2 separate regions of the Homo sapiens genome follow, and region 1 is linked to region 2. The links are chromatin loops, found by intact Hi-C in ENCODE. Cell type or tissue: natural killer cell. All regions are shown on one strand. Each heading gives the region's core, and the rest is flanking DNA. Links, peaks and the distances in the headings are about the cores only. Region 1 overlaps LOC125312414 (a long non-coding RNA gene). Region 2 has its middle 24 kb from the start of XCL2.

Region 1 (7,742 bases), core at 2,270-4,769, 110 kb before region 2:
AACATTACAAATGGCTAAGGCAGGCCCTCTTGTAAGTTTCAAAACCACTGGGGCATCTGATTGTTGGTGGCTATTGGGGTATGGAGAAAGTCAAAGAAAGAAAGTGAGAGAGAGAATATAAATAAGGAGCTAGAATACATTTCCCCTGTTTGGTGTGATAAGAATGCTGTTGTTGAAATTAGATTTGGCTGCAGGTGACAGAAAACCTAACATAGCAGTATGACTTAAGTTAGATACTTATCTTGCTCTCTCATATAAACAAAGTCCATGGATCTGGGCAATCTAAAGGACTTCCAGTTCTGGTAATAATAGAGAGGCAATCTGGGCCAGCCACCGCTGCCAAAGGCAACAAAAAGCTGGGAAGAAAACCTCTCCTTAAAATCATCAAAGAGCTAGCAAGATAGTGAGACATACCAGGCTATGACCCAGAGAAATGAGTAGCACCAGGCCGCTTTTGTCCTGGGGGTACTTTTCAGTTCAAAGGAGACCAGAGAGACTGATTCGTACTTTCTGGTGGCTCCTGAAGAAGAGAGAAAAAGCAGTAATTGGTGGACCCTGGTGAATCACCTCTGCTTTATGCTGTGGCCCCAAGGGGCTGTACTTTAGGAGTGTAGATAAAACAGAAATTTATTTCCTTGCACAAAAGTCCAGTTTCTTTGTGTCATATGATGTTCCACAAATCCAAAGGCCTTCAACTTAGATTAAAGTGGTCTTCTACTGCTAATGTCTCTAGTGCTTGGTAGAAGCCAACAAAAATGCCCTAAGAAAATAATAATGTGTTAGGTCTCAAATTATTTCAGCAAATACTTTTGTTTCAAATAAAATATGGAGTACACCATCAAAGATAATGCAGCACATGAGGAAATAAGACATGATGAATAAGAACCAACAGAAAAAAAGACAGTTTAGGTACATAAGTGATAATAGATATTGGAATTATCAGACAGAGACTATAAAACAATTGTTTGCTCTCTTCGAGAAAATAAATACTTGAAAATTTTAGCAAAACCCAGAAATTCTAAAAAGTGACAGAATAGAGTTAAAAAGAGTATCAAATAGAAATCCTAGAACTAAAAAGCTCAATAAGAAAAGAACTCAGATGGAATTAACAGAAAATTAGATATAGTTGAAAAGAGAATTAGTAAATTGAATATTATTAGAAGAATCTATCCAGTATGGAGAGCCAAAAGGATAAAAAGACTGAAAAGAGGGTAAGAGACAGGGAGAGTACAGTGAGAATGTAGGACAATCATCTGACTCTTAGAAAGAGGGGAAGAAAATAGTGCATCTGTCAAATTTTTCTAATGGGGCAGAGGTGATATTTGAAGTGATAATGACAGAATTTTTCAAAACTGATTAAAGACATTACTCCATAATTCTAAGAAGTCTAATGTGTTCCAAACAATATATTTAAAAAGGATCCATGCTTAAACATATCATAGGAAGAAATATTAATACCAAAAAAATACCTTGGATTACCTTGAAAGTAGGAATAGTTTGGCCAACAGCTAACTTCTCAATAGGAGCAATGGGATTACAAATACAGAGCACTCAGCATTCTAAAAGCAGAAAACACCAAGTTAAAGCTCCATGTCTAAGGAGAATAAAGACATTTCCAGACAAAGCAAAACTGGGAGAATATGTCATCAGCAGATCAACAGAGAAGGAAATACTAAAGGATAAAGAAGAAGGAAAATGATGCCAAATGAGAGAATTTAAGATGAATGAGAATGTTAATATGCAGATAAATGGAACTAAATAATGCTGTATAAAGTAATCATCAGCATCATCATCATGTCCTTTGGAATTTAAAAAAAATCTACAGAATTAAATATAGGACAACAGTTGCCTACAATGGGTGGAGGAGGGGTCAGAGAATGGAGTTAAAATGTTCTAAGGTCTTTACATTGTCTAGGAGGAGTGAGGGTATCAATTATCATCAGAATTTGTTAAGTCATAAATACACATTATAATTTCAAGGGCAATTATTGAAACAATTCAAAAAAGTGTGTAATTTATGAACTAGTGGAGGGGAAGAAGTAAATGATTAAAATATAATCAAATACAGCAAGAAAGAAGAGAAAAAATGTAGAATAGGCATGTAGTAAATAACCGACTTAAGTGCTAACATGTCAAATTATGTTACATGTAAGTGGAGTTAAATACCCTAACCAAAGTTATCTGACTGTATTAGAAAGAAAGCATATACTCTTTACAAGAGAACAGCTTAAAGACTGCAAGTAAAATGTTAGAAAAAGATATACCATACAAACTGAAACCAAAACCAAAAGTCAAAGTACCTATTTTAAAATCAGATAAAATAGACTTTAAGAGAAAAAAAGCATTATTAGAAATAAACAATCTCTAGATAATGACAAAGGACAATTCCTCAGGTTATAAGTCACTTCTAAATTTCTGTACTCCAAGTAACATAATCCCAAAATACATAAAGTAAAAATTATCAAAACTTCAGGAATAAGTAGAGAAACTGACAACCATAGTGGATGATTTTACTACACTTCTGTCAGTAATGAATAGAGCAATCAGACAAAAATCAGTAAGAATTTAAAAGAGTTGAACAACACATTGAACAAACCTGAGAATATTTGGGGAACTGTTCTAGGTACTGGGGAAAGAGCAGTAGATAAAACAACAATCTTGGCTCTCATAGGGAAAGCTATGAAGAAACATCAAGCTTAGAAGGTAATACAGTGTACTAGGGGTTGAAGGGTGGTTTGCAAATTTTAGTGGGGTGGTCAAGGAACACCTGACTGAGAAGTTGACATTTGGGCAAAAATGTCAAGGTGGTGGGAGGAAAAGCATTCCAGGAAGAGCGAATAGCAAGGATACTCCTAATACCACATCCCAGCTCTCTCCCATTCCCGAGGGATGACCTCAAATATGAGGAAAGAAAGGGATTGCGTGAGAAAGGGAGTGGCAAAGTGGAGGGAACTTGACCTTGGAAAAGAAATCTAGAGGCAGAAATAAAATTTTGAACTTTGTCTCAAAAAAATTCTAGCTCTGGTCTTGGCTCAGAGGAAGAATAAAGTTGTAATGATGAATTTTTATTTTACAGGAATTTATCCATTTTTTATTCTATAGTCATTTATGCATTAAATAAAATTTCAAACCAAACACAGAGATCTCTAATCTCACCACCTTTGCAGGATTATTTTCATTAATTAGTTTGCCTTCTTGTCTTATCTATATGGATGCCTCTTTTTTTCAACTCATAAAACACCTTTATTGAGACCAGATATGAGTCACAGAGTTAGGTGACTCATCGCCCACAATTTCTTTGAGCCAGAATCTGAAGGTGAAAGGGTGATGATTTCCACGGATACCCTGTGAAGAATGGTTCTGGGGCATTCAACTGCACGAGTTGCTTGGTAGCTCCTGAGGGCATGATGGGTAATAGAGGATTAGAGCAGTTGAGTCAGAAGTCAGGGTCCTCAAAATAGGAAGGGCTGGGGCAAAAGCAGCACAAATAAGCCTAGTTTCTATTCTGTACACATGGGCAAAAAGGCAGCAAACAGCAGCATAAAAGGGAAGGAGGCCCAAATTAAAAAAAAAACTCACAAAACATAACACTTTATCAATAAGAAATCAATTTTCATCAGTCCACCCTGAGAGAAGCCATGGAAAAATTTAACCTCCTCAGCAGAAACTTATTCCTAAATTTCTAATGAATGTATACTCTTCACTGCAGATGTGGGTTGGTTCTGAATTTAGAATTATTTTGGAAAGTGATGGAGTCCCAAAACAGGAGGCTTGGGTGGATGGGCACTTTCTTGTCTTCAGAGTTGTGCTTTGCTGCTTTCCCCAGAAATTCCAGACCCCTCGGAAATCAAGTGGATGGGTTTCCTCTGCACTGCTGCTGTTGACTTGTTAGCCCATACAGTATGGCTTTAGCTGCTGCTTCTCTCTGGCTGGCTTTTACCCCAGCTTTCTAGGGCCCTATTGTATTTTTCTTTTTTAAGCTCTTAGCCAGAGTGGTGTTGAGTTTCATTCTTAGACTCCTTAATGCCAGGAACTGTAGACTCCATGTTTTGCACTTTCTTATCTGTCACATACTGGGGCCAATCATTGGGTCTTGTTGGTAGGAAATCCCACTGTCAGGTTGCTGGGAGCATTGCAAAGCAGACTGAAGGAATTCCCTGATGGGTAGGTGAGGAAGCCGTGAAGGCACCTCCCGACCCAGGCCATGCAATGTGAGGCTGAGGTGCCAGGTACTTCAATGGCGGGATCCTGGTGACCTGGTGCTGTCCAGGGCACTTCCTGTGCTCAGCTGTTAGTCTGGGCCCTCTAACAAGCCAGTGCCAAGATGGGATTAGGTGTGTGAGATTTTATTAAAGGACCATGAGAGGAAATGGGGAAGAGGCTGGGAACACTGGGAGAGCTATAAGACTGAAATGCAAATCTGACCCCAACGGAAGGAGGGAGGAAGGGGAAGGTAGGTGGAAGCATTTTAGACTTCTGTGTAGCCTAGGGAATGTTCAAGAAGGCCTTTGACAGTCCTGGAGCCTCAGAGTGCCATGTCTCACAGGAGCGGGTCAGCTGTAGCATCCTTGCTGCTCTCATCTATGACCAGAGCTTCTGGGGAAGCAGGGCCTCCATACAAACACCACAATGGGTTTCAGAGAGCAATGCATTTCACAGAGCAGGAGCTGGCACTACTGTCCATTATGCTCCAGGGTTGGAGTGGTGGTGGGAGGTGCTTGTGGGGGTTTGGAGGTTTGCAAGGTGCGTACCCATGGCTGCTATATAAAGTTCTAGAACTGTCTTACTAGACCGCAGATAGGTGTGAATCTTCACCTCAGTAGGTGCTAACTGTGAAGTGAAACCAATTATATTCACATGGAAAAAAAAAGTATCTCTCTAGTAGACGTGACCTCAAAGGAAGGAAGCAAAAGCAGCAGGAGGGAAAAGGGCTCCAGGTGGAGGGAGTTGAGCCTTTTATTTGGGCTGTGAACAGCGCCCTTCACCATTAGACTCCATCTTTACCGCGCTTCATTCTTCGCAGCCTCCTCCTAAGACACTAACTAGCAATTCCAAATATTTCATCTTCACTCACAGGTTATACTCCTTTATATGACCTCCGAAGGCTAGCTGATGTATTTTTCCCTTGAGGATTGAGGTAGGACAGAAAAAGAATAAACCATATATGTGGGCTGCTGCCTGCAAAAGTCTTTCCAGATCTCTAGTGAGTGACAGCCCAGGGTAGCGTTTGGTGTACCAGCAAGACCCTGCAACCCTCAGTCAAGAAACTCAAGTTCTAGTCATTTTTTTTTGTCCATCAGTTACTTCATGATCCAGGCAGTTTGTTTCCTTCTCTGAGGCTTTAATATCCTCAGCTGCAGAATGAGAGAGCAGGCAACTTTTTTCAAAGGATTGATATTCTATAATGTCTATATGTTATTTTATTTTAAAATTAATTAATTATTTATTTCAGAGCCAGTGTCTCACTCTGTCTCCTGGCTGGAGTCAGTGGCATGATCATAGCTGACTGCAGCCTTGAACTCCTGGGCTCAAGGGTTCCTCCAGCCTCGGTCTCCCGTGTAGTCCTCTATTTTAAAATGGCAGGTGTGTACGGGAGAGGCAGTGGGCTGGAAATCAAATGTCCTCAAGTTTTACCAAACACTTCTTTCTGCCATTTTTCTACTTCAATTATTGCATTTCTACAGTCCTGAATTGTCATTGTTTACTTACATGTCTGCCTTTAAACTGTGAATTTCTGGAGGGCGGGATCCATATCTCTCCTATGTTCCAGAGCCCCTTACACAATGCCTAGTACACAGCGAGTGTGCCGTGAATGCTGGTGGGATTGGCTAAAGAAACAGTGATGCGGCCGGGCGCCGTGGCTCACGCCTGTAATCCCAGCACTTTGGGAGGCCGAGGCGGGCGGATCACGAGGTCAGGAGATCGAGACCATCCTGGCTAACACAGTGAAACCCCGTCTCTACTAGAAATACAAAAAATTAGCCTGGCGTGGTGGTGGGCACCTGTAGTCCCAGCCACTCGGGAGGCTGAGGCAGGAGAAGGGCGTGAACCCGGGAGGCGGAGCTTGCAGTGAGCTGAGATCACGCCACTGCACTCCAGCCTGGGTGACAGAGCGAGACTCCGTTTAAAAAAAAAAAAAAAAAAAAAGAAAGAAACAGTGATGCAGTGGCTAGATGTGGTTAGCACTGTGAGAAACTGTGAGCTTGACATGCCTGGGTTCAAATCCTAGTTTTGCCACTTGCTAGTTGCGGTCCTTGGACAAGTTACTTTTTGAGCCTCCATTTCCTAATTTTAAAATGGCTGTAATAGTTCTTACCTGGCAAGGTTATTGTGAAAATTAAGTGAGATAATTCATGTCATGTGCTTCTCAGCACATGGCAGATGCTGTTTTGAAGACTTTGTCACTTTGGTCCTGTGACCATTATGCTAAAGGCTAGAAGTGAAGGTTGGGGAGATTAGTAATTCGATTGTTAATCCATAACAAAATATTTCAGGATATTTTGGTCTGCATTTTGCAGGAAATATCTTAATTCTAACCTGCATTTTATCATCTACCACAGACCTAAGTAGTCTTTTAATTGGCAGTAGCATTACTGTCTCTGTCTGTGAAAAATAGGCAGTTCTCCAAAGACCTTTCCATGTCTGTGCTGAAAGGTACAATGCAGAATTTTGCTGTAGTGAGTCTGCAGGCACTGTCTTGCTGAGGAAGCATCTTAGACTTCCCGAAGCTGGCTTTGTGAAGTTGCTGTTTCACATAATAATACATTTGGCCTAGAAAGGGCCTCAGGAACATCACTGTCTTTTATACTGTGAACCCGATTATATTAAAAAACTCCCAAAGAGCAAGTCAATCACTTTTCTCCTTGGGCCTCTTTGATGCCATTTAGAAAGGTATCTTGTCAGTGGAGTACTGGTACCTGTACCTCCCTGTGATCTATATGGTCTGGGGCAAGGTGCAAATCAAATGCCCCCTGCCTTCTGTTTGTAGAAGAAGAAAAGCAAAAGACAGGAAAATATATTCATATTTACTAACCTGGGACTTTCTGATTGGAGACTGATTATCACTTGCTGTTCAAGTTTAGATGGGTCAACAAAAAAATGTATCTCCATCCTCAGGAACGTCATTCCAGTTGAGTTTGATTTTATTTATTCATGTGCTTGTAACTAAAAGTTTCCTCTGGAAGGAATAAAGTTATAGGAAATTAAACAAAATTATTAACAGTTTCTCTGTCTTCTTAATGCCACAATTAAATATTGCTCCCACTAATTATAATAGTAGTTATCCTTCATTGAATAATTAGTATATGTTAACTATTGTGCTAAGTGCTTTACATGTTTCATCTCTTTTTCATTTTTAAAACAATTTGCAAGGAAAGAAGTATTTATTCCCTATTTTGCTGTAAAGGAAACTGAGACTCCACAAATGACAGATCTTTACCTAATTTCATTACAATGTCCTTCATTTAATACTCTGCTTACCTGACACGCAACTCTGCCTTCTGAGCCCTCGTGTCTACATTTGTAGGCCTTCAGTCTCTTCCCTCACTGTTGTTCCAAATGCAGTCTCAGCAGTGACCCTAGTATCTGAGTATCTGAGCATGGGCTGGCTGCAGTCCATCACTATTGGTTGTTCTGGGACCTTTTTGCTTTTTTGCTTATATTCTAGGTAGATGAGGATATCAGGTCACTACCAGAAAGGAGCTATGGTGCTGTGTTATTTTGTAAAACTGGTGGTAAATATA
Region 2 (7,742 bases), core at 3,002-5,501:
GGTCCACACATTCTCTCCTGAATCTATTAAGGCTAACACTGTTCATTTGGAAGTCAGCTGGCTGAGTTGGTAGCCCATGACCTAGGAAAACACAGGTTCAAAATTCTTGGTAGCAATATTATCTTTACTCATTAAAACAAGCTTGTTGGGGTTAGTAGTTGTTAACACTGGGTTGCCATTATATAATGAATAGGGGGTTGTTAACATAATAATATTTAATTCAGTAGATCTCTGAGTAATACAGAGTACACAAGTAACTATTATTAATCTTATTTTGTGAGGCTTTATTTTAATCTTTCATTAAACTTCTTCTCTTCTTTGTGCAAAGAAGGTGACAACATTCTTCTTTTAATTATTAGAGATAATAGTTTAAGTCTAAATGCTTGTGAGAGTGCTAAAAGTATTTTATGAAGTTTTAATTTATTGCAGAGGAAGGGTTGGCCAAACATAACATAGGTCCACTATTCAAAAAATCTGAAAGTCAAAAATCAAATTAACTGTTAAGATCCATGGAGTCAAATTTAAAATTTCTGTTCTTATTCTTCTTTGCCATCTGACTCTCGTGATAGAAATATGGAGACTAAACTCATGAGAATCTCAGGTAAAGATATCATGAATATGCATGTGCTCATTTCCCTCCTCCTTTGAATAGCTGTCTAAGCTGGGACCCAAGTTTAAAAGGGTCATCCATTAAAAATTTATATTTTGGGGTGAGAAGGATTTGACAGAGTAATAGTGAGAATAGGCAGCATTGTGCTGCCGTTAGCCAGCTTGGGAACTAGCTTGTAAATTGTGGAGTCTCATCTTTGTCACCGATCATTAGAAAAAAATCTTAACAATAAGAGTACAATTTAAAGAATAACAAAATGAACAACTGTGTATGTAGCCACCATGTAGGTTAACAAAGAGACTACAATAAGTAAAATGTTCTCGTGAGTGTCTCCCCAGTCTTACTATCCCTCACCCCTGAGATAACCACCTTTCTGAATTTTGTGTTAATCACTCTTTTGCTTCGATTTATAGTGCAATTACATACATATTTCTACACAATATGTTGTTGATATTTTGCATATTTTGAGCTTTACATAAGTGGAATTATACTGGATATATTTTGCTAATGTACGTTTCTTATAATATTAATTGAGATTTTTTTCAAATCAATCCATGCATCTGGAGTTTATTCTTTTTGCACAATATTCCATTGTGTGGACATACCACAATTTATTAATCTATTCTACTTCTGATGGACATATGGGTTATATTCAGTCATTGCTATTACAAAGGCTGCTATAAATATTCTTTTAAAAAATATGTGAAGGTAGGTATCTATGTAGAATGAGAAAATAAATCACAATAGATTATGGGGGCGTCTCCCCTCTGAGGCAGTTTTCCAGGCAATTTACCAGGGGTCTTCTCTAGAAATGCTTTCTACTTGTAATGTGCCTTCCCATCTCCATATAGAATATTCTACAACTCTCAGCAAAAACTCTTGGCCCATTAAATGGGCCACTGCAAGAAAAAGCCTGAAGCTTAAGCTTCATGAGTTTTTGGTACATCCTCTTTGGCTGGGCTCCCATCTGGGTTTAGAATTGTGGGCAGAGTCGGATGTTGGATGGGCCAGACTCTCTTTCAGTGAGTGGAATGGTCCAGTCACAGGTAAGAGCCTGATGGGAGAGAGCTAGGTCTTGCTGAGTCCCTATCATGTGCCTGGCACTGTGCATGGCATATTCTAGGTACTTCTTTCCCCTTCCTCTGTTAGCTCCACTTCATTTGTGGAAATATGTAAGACTCAGAGAGGTGAAGAATCAACCTGGATATGTCTGATTCTGTCTTTTTCTCACTTGGTGCTGCTAACGCCTTCCTACTGGAAAAGTTTTCATCTTGGTGGAAGGAGATTTACCTGTTCTTGAGGACACATTGGGCTCAGAAAGCAACTTGTGTATCCATCCAATGTAGGAGTAAAACAGCATACACACACTCATGTTGAGCCATCTACGTATGCGTTCCTGGCTTGAGGAAGGAGTTTTTAAAAATCAGAAGGAAATGATTCTTATTTGTGGTCAAATGCAAGTGGTGTTGAGGCTTCACTGATGAGAAAATTACCACTGACATCAGTGGGGAGCTCTACTTTCATTCCAAAGAAGTCTGGTGTGTTGGTTTTTTTTTTTTTTTTTCTCAGAGCTACTTCTAACTCTTCTTAAACTTATGAACAAATTTTACTGTTTGGGCCGCATTTTTTCCATTTATAATCCAACAGTTCTCAGTCCTCTAGGGTCATTATGATGATTAATGTGAAAAGAGTTTAGCCTTTAATAGGCCTATTTGGATACAGATCACATACAGCTATGAAAAGCATTGGTATTAGTTTTATTGGTATTGAGAAAAACATTTGCAAATAACAGTAATTTAGTTCCAAAAAATTGATCTCCCTTTGATGGAAGTGAAAAATGTATTATTTTTCCTTTTTATTATGAATATTATATAAAGAGTTTATGTTCATTATGAGCATTCTTAATATATCTCCTAGAACACATGTTCAAGAGCTTCTCTAGGTATAAACCTGGGAGAAAAATTCTGAGTCACTGGATATGTGCATGTTTAGCTTTCCCGAGGGTGTGCCAAACTGCTTTCCAAAGTATTTATACAAATTTATAAACCTAGAAGCAGGGAATGAGAATTCTCCTTTCCTCTACATATTTGTCAACACTTGTTATTGTTTTACTTTCTTATTTTTAGTAATCTGGAAGGAGAGACTTGGCATTTCATTTAGTTTTATTCTTCTCCTAATTACTAATGAGGTTAAAGTTAAGCACGTTTTCATTTAATTTATGGGTTCTTTGTGTTTCCTCTTCTATGAAACACCTGTTCATAGATTTTGCCCATTTTCAAGATTTTTTTGGTCTTTTTTTTAAAAAAACTAATTGTAGGAAGTATTTTTTTCTGGATATAAATTTTTTTTTCTCATATGTGTAGCAAATATTTCTTCCTAATGGTGTCTTGTATTTTGCCCTGTTTATACATCTTTAAATGAGCAGAAGTTGTTAATTTAAATGTCATTAAATTTATCAATCTTTTTCTTTAGGGTTTTAGTTTTTGTGTGTTTGTTAGTCATAAAGATCTTCCATATTTTCTTCTACAAGTCTTTTATTTTTTTCCCCCACATTTCTTCATTGTTGTGAGATAGGGACCTTATTTCATTTCCCTCTGTGTGGTTGAACACTAGATCCAGAAGCACTTATTTAATTGTCTGTTCTTTCTCCACTGATCTACAATGCCTGGCCAGTTATAGATTAAGTGGGTCTGTGTCCACACTCTTTCTCTGCTCCATGGGTCAGTTTGCCTATTCCTTCCTGATAGCACACTGTCTTAATTACCTGCCTTTAAACCAAGTGTTAATCTCTACCTATCTTCTAGGGTATGACCTGTCCTTCTCCTCTCTCCATCTAACTCGGTAGAATTGTATACTCCTGACACTTTATTTTTAAGTAGAAAAGTATTTTAATCTGTCACTGGCCATACAGCCAAAAGTGAATGTGCCACCTCTCCCTTTTTTCAAGGACTCTTTATCTTACAGAGTTGTTTTGAAAATCACAGAAGACATAATGAATGGAAAGGGTACTAGAGAAAAAGAAAACAGTCTTCAGTAATTTCTAGGATTAGGGAATTTTCCTTTCTTTTAAATCATTCTCTTTACTCTTCAGGTTTATTTTTCTCATCAGCTCATTGTCTCAATACATGTAATATCTCAGCTGATCTGTGAAATGAATTCAAAACTTTCAGACTGAAAGTGTAGATGCAGGAATACACTTTAAAGGTGCAACTTCCTGTGGCTGCTCATTTTTATTCTCTGCTTCTTGGACAAAATAGGTTTGGTGATTACACACCAGGCCTTGGGGCTGGGAGACATGAATATCCTTGGAAAGGGTACAGGATGAGCCGAGCCTTTAGAGACAGAAATAAACCTCACCTGTGTGAGACCCTGCAGGTGCCCCCTGCCCTCCTGCACCTACCCTCTCGTGCAGTTCCTCCCCTTCACATGCCTCACAAGCTTGCCTGGGAGCAGGGGGCCCAGGTCACAGCTCCTCCTACTCTTTTCTCACTGCCGAGATCCATCCTTTAGTAGGCAGGGGGGAGTGACAGTTAAAGACTCTGTGGCTTTCTCTGCAGTCAGTTGTGGGTGTGACCAAGCGAACGGGTACTTATATATGTTAGTATATGTCATCATGGGGGAAAAGAACAATAATGCTCTACTATCACTGTGGTGGGTTTTCCTCTCACCCAACTCAGCTCTTCTATTTTAATCTATAATTGTCCCAGCCCTTGCGCCCCTTGCAAATGTCACTGCATTCTTTCCTGCCTCCCCCTCATTCTCTTCTGTGACTTTTTAAGACTTTCTATGGGGAGGGCTTTAATTTAAGGGGGCTGGATGAATGATGCAGGATGCCTCCTCGCTTCATGTTCAGGAGGGCTGAAAACCACGTTGCTCAAGTCCAGCATATTTGCCTAAAAGAAACATGTTCTGTCACAAAATATTCTACTTCCTAACTTACCATACGAAATGACATGGAAAAATTTCCCTTTTTTTGGTCCTCTCTTTCATGCTAATACCTGAAAAGGGGAAGTAGATGGAAGTAAAGCAAATTTACATGAGGCTGAGTGCACGTGATTGAGTTCATCACTCTCCACTGAGAACTCTTCCAATGTGCACTTAGACTCTGTCCCAGTATCAATCCCAAATATGGGTACAATGAGGTGAAGAAAAATATTCAGACTGATTCCTTTTGGAGAAGATGCTATATTTATTTGTTTGGAAGAAATACTTTGATAAATTGCTTGAGTTGAATTGTGAGATTCCAGGGCATGTGCAAGCAATAACACTTGCTCTTCTAATTGTAAGGGTGAGATAAAGAGTACAATGCATTTTGCTTTGAAAAGGAGGGGTGCTAAGAGAGAAAAAAGGGACCAAGAGTGACTTGATGGAAGACTGTGGGCTATATGACGTGATACCATCCTTTCATCCCCTACTTCCCTGAAAATCAGAAAAGTTACTATCTTCCAAGTTCTTGATGGGAATGAGATATATATATATTTGCAGAAATCTGAGGAGCTGAGTGTGTCTTGTCAGCACAGATATGGAGTTGAAACAGAAACAGTATATTTAGAGGTTGGAGATGGAGGCAGGAAATATGACAAGAAAGGAGGAGTCTCTAAGAATTTGCAGAAACTAGAGAGCTTGCAAAAACTAGAATTTGCAGAAACTAGGGAGGAATTTGCAGAAACTAGAGAGTTGCAGAAACCAGAGTTTGACTTTACAAAGGCTGTGGAATTTGAGGCTTTAACCTAAACCTGGAGGTCAGAGAGACAGGTTATGACCATGAGGTTGCAGGAGGAAGGTGATGTGGTTATCATAAAGAACTGCAAAGCCTCTTATCTGGTGCAATACAACTTAGCTACTTCACAGCAGCTTGATTAGGCCCATCTCCCTTTTCTGCCAACTCTTTTTGCTTGCTGACTGTTGTACTGAAACTCTGGACAACTTGCATTGTCAGTGCTTATATGTGCTAGACAAATACTGGGTGTTTAATCCTTTCAGACTCCAGGACTCAAGGAGTTCCTTGACCACAGAAAACCTTGTAAGTATGTGTGTAGCAGTGAATCTATACACAAGCCAAGGTCTTGTCTCTTGAAACCAGAACCAGTGGCCTTCATCAAATCAAGGTACTCTCTACTTATGAGAGAAGTCTATGTGCAAATTTAATTTTGAATATTATATAAATTGAATCACATTTTATATGTGCCATAAGCTAACTCTAACCTTGAGAAAACGTTTGGAATTAACAAATACTCTGAATCTGGATCTTTAAATTCTTAGATTCTGAAGAGATTTCATAAGAAACAAAGTATGAAAAAAATAAAACTCATCTATTAATAACTTGAAACAGCAGGTGACTCTAATCTGGTAATCAGAGAGAGGACCCACATCATAAGCAATATTCACATAGTTATTTTGTAGACATGGACTAACATTAATTCTATCCATTTTATAAGACTATTTTTAAATAACAAAAATAAAATAATAAAGTTAAGGATTTATGTATACATTAAATTTAAGAACAAATGTGTAGATCACTTCCAGTCAATACAGCAAATGAAACTGATGTATACAGATCCCCTCCATTTCAAGTACATTGAAGTGCTGAGTAAAATATAAGATAATACGATACAATGTGAAGTAATTAATTTCTGGATTCAAAACTAGGGAAAGGAAATCTGGAGGTGCTAGAATAGAGAGTGAACTTAAAGACTGAACAGTGTGCAGGAGCTGGAGCTGAATAGGGCACAGCACCCAGAGAAGCAGGTGTAGACCTTACAAGTGGGGTGAGGGCTGTGATTTTCATGGGTGGAGAGACAGCAGGAGGTCTCAGCCTCCTATAAAGTGAGAAGTTGAAAATGACCTCTTTGCACAAAGCCAGACAGAGCAAATGCCCCATCCACAAAATAGACTGGAAAATATCTGTTTGACAGTCTGGAACAAGCGTGCCAGTGGGTCACATATTTTGGGAAGTGTATTGAAAAAGGGTGACCTAAGAAAAATCAAAACGTTAAACCTCTGTTGGGAGAAGGTATACAAACCTAATTTATACTACCTGTATGGTGTTGAAACTGTAAGCAAAGAAACCAACAGTAACAACAACAAAAAATCTCCACAAATCAAAAAATAGTGAAACTAGTGGGATACCAGCAAAGGCCAATGTGACACTGTTCCATGAGGACCTCTTTACCACAGACAGCAAGAGAGGGCGCTCCTTCAGAAGAAAGCATAAGTCAGAAAGTTCACTTACTTACATAAAGTACACAATATAGATAGAACCCCATGACCAACAGGGAGAGAGAAACAGAGAGAGAGAGAGAGAGAGAGAGAGAGAGAGGAAGAGATGACAAACCCAGTAAATGAGAAAACAAAATGCGAGGAAATACAGAACATAGAAAATAGAGAAGTCTGCAGGGAGTTATTTTTAAAATAACAACAGTTAAAATATTAAAGTAAATGGGCTGGGCGTGGTGACTCATGCCTGTAATCCCAGCACTTTGGGAGGTCGAGGCGGGCAGATCACCTGAGGTCAGGAGTTTGAGACCAGCCTGGCCAACATGGTGAAACCTTGTCTCTACTAAAAATACAAAAAATTAGCTGGGCATGGTGGTGTGCCCTGTAGTCCCAGCTACTCAGAAGGCTGAAGCAGGAGAATCACTTGAGCCTGGGAGGTGGAGGTTACAGTGAGCCAAGATTGCACCAATGTGTTCCAGCCTGAATGGCAGAGCAAGACCCTGTCTAAAAAAAAGAAAAAAAATTTAAAAAAAATGAAGTAAAGGATATAAAGAAAAAAATTAGAAAGAGCTAAACAAACATATTGAGAATGATAATTTAAAGAAACCTCAACAGACAGATTAAACATTAACTAGACATATTTGAAAAGAAAATAGGCAAATAGGAATTTAGCTCTGAAGAAATTAGTTAGAATACAGAACAGGTAAGGAAAATGTGGAAAATGTAGAAGAGAGGTTAAGAAAGATGGAAGATAGAATGAGAAGGTCCAACATATTTCTAATAGGAGCTCCAGACAGAGAGACTAGATGCAATAAAGGAGAAGAAATATCAGTGATGATGGCTGAGAATTTAACAAAACTGATGAGAGATGAGTTTTCAGATTGAAGAAATGCATTCAGTTCCAAGCAGAATGAAT

What was found. A loop is a pair of places that touch in the nucleus more often than their neighbours do. Peaks named below come from ENCODE experiments on the same cell type or tissue, not always from the same donor. Only the 100,000 strongest peaks of a DNase experiment are listed, where the experiment ranks them.
Region 1: a loop joins it to region 2, with 5 times the contacts of the local background. A loop is called at or near these places in 1 of 110 quality-filtered maps.

The regions. Positions count from the first base shown.
Region 1 is chr1:168,405,760-168,413,501 of GRCh38, forward strand. LOC125312414 (a long non-coding RNA gene) reads right to left here. Exons shown (of 8, transcript NR_176090.1): 6 at 7,034-7,177; 7 at 1,480-1,559. LOC100505918 (a long non-coding RNA gene) reads right to left here. Exons shown (of 5, transcript NR_176059.1): 3 at 7,034-7,177; 4 at 1,480-1,559. Among named protein-coding and RNA genes, the nearest start is that of MIR557, 34 kb to the left of the region's middle. In natural killer cell, for the core only: no CTCF peak of the experiment used is centred there; a DNase peak (open chromatin) is centred at 3,312; H3K27ac peaks cover 236 bases.
Region 2 is chr1:168,516,421-168,524,162 of GRCh38, forward strand. No RefSeq gene overlaps it. Among named protein-coding and RNA genes, the nearest start is that of XCL2, 24 kb to the right of the region's middle. In natural killer cell, for the core only: no CTCF peak of the experiment used is centred there; DNase peaks (open chromatin) are centred at 4,121 and 5,321; H3K4me3 peaks cover 501 bases; H3K27ac peaks cover 2,500 bases.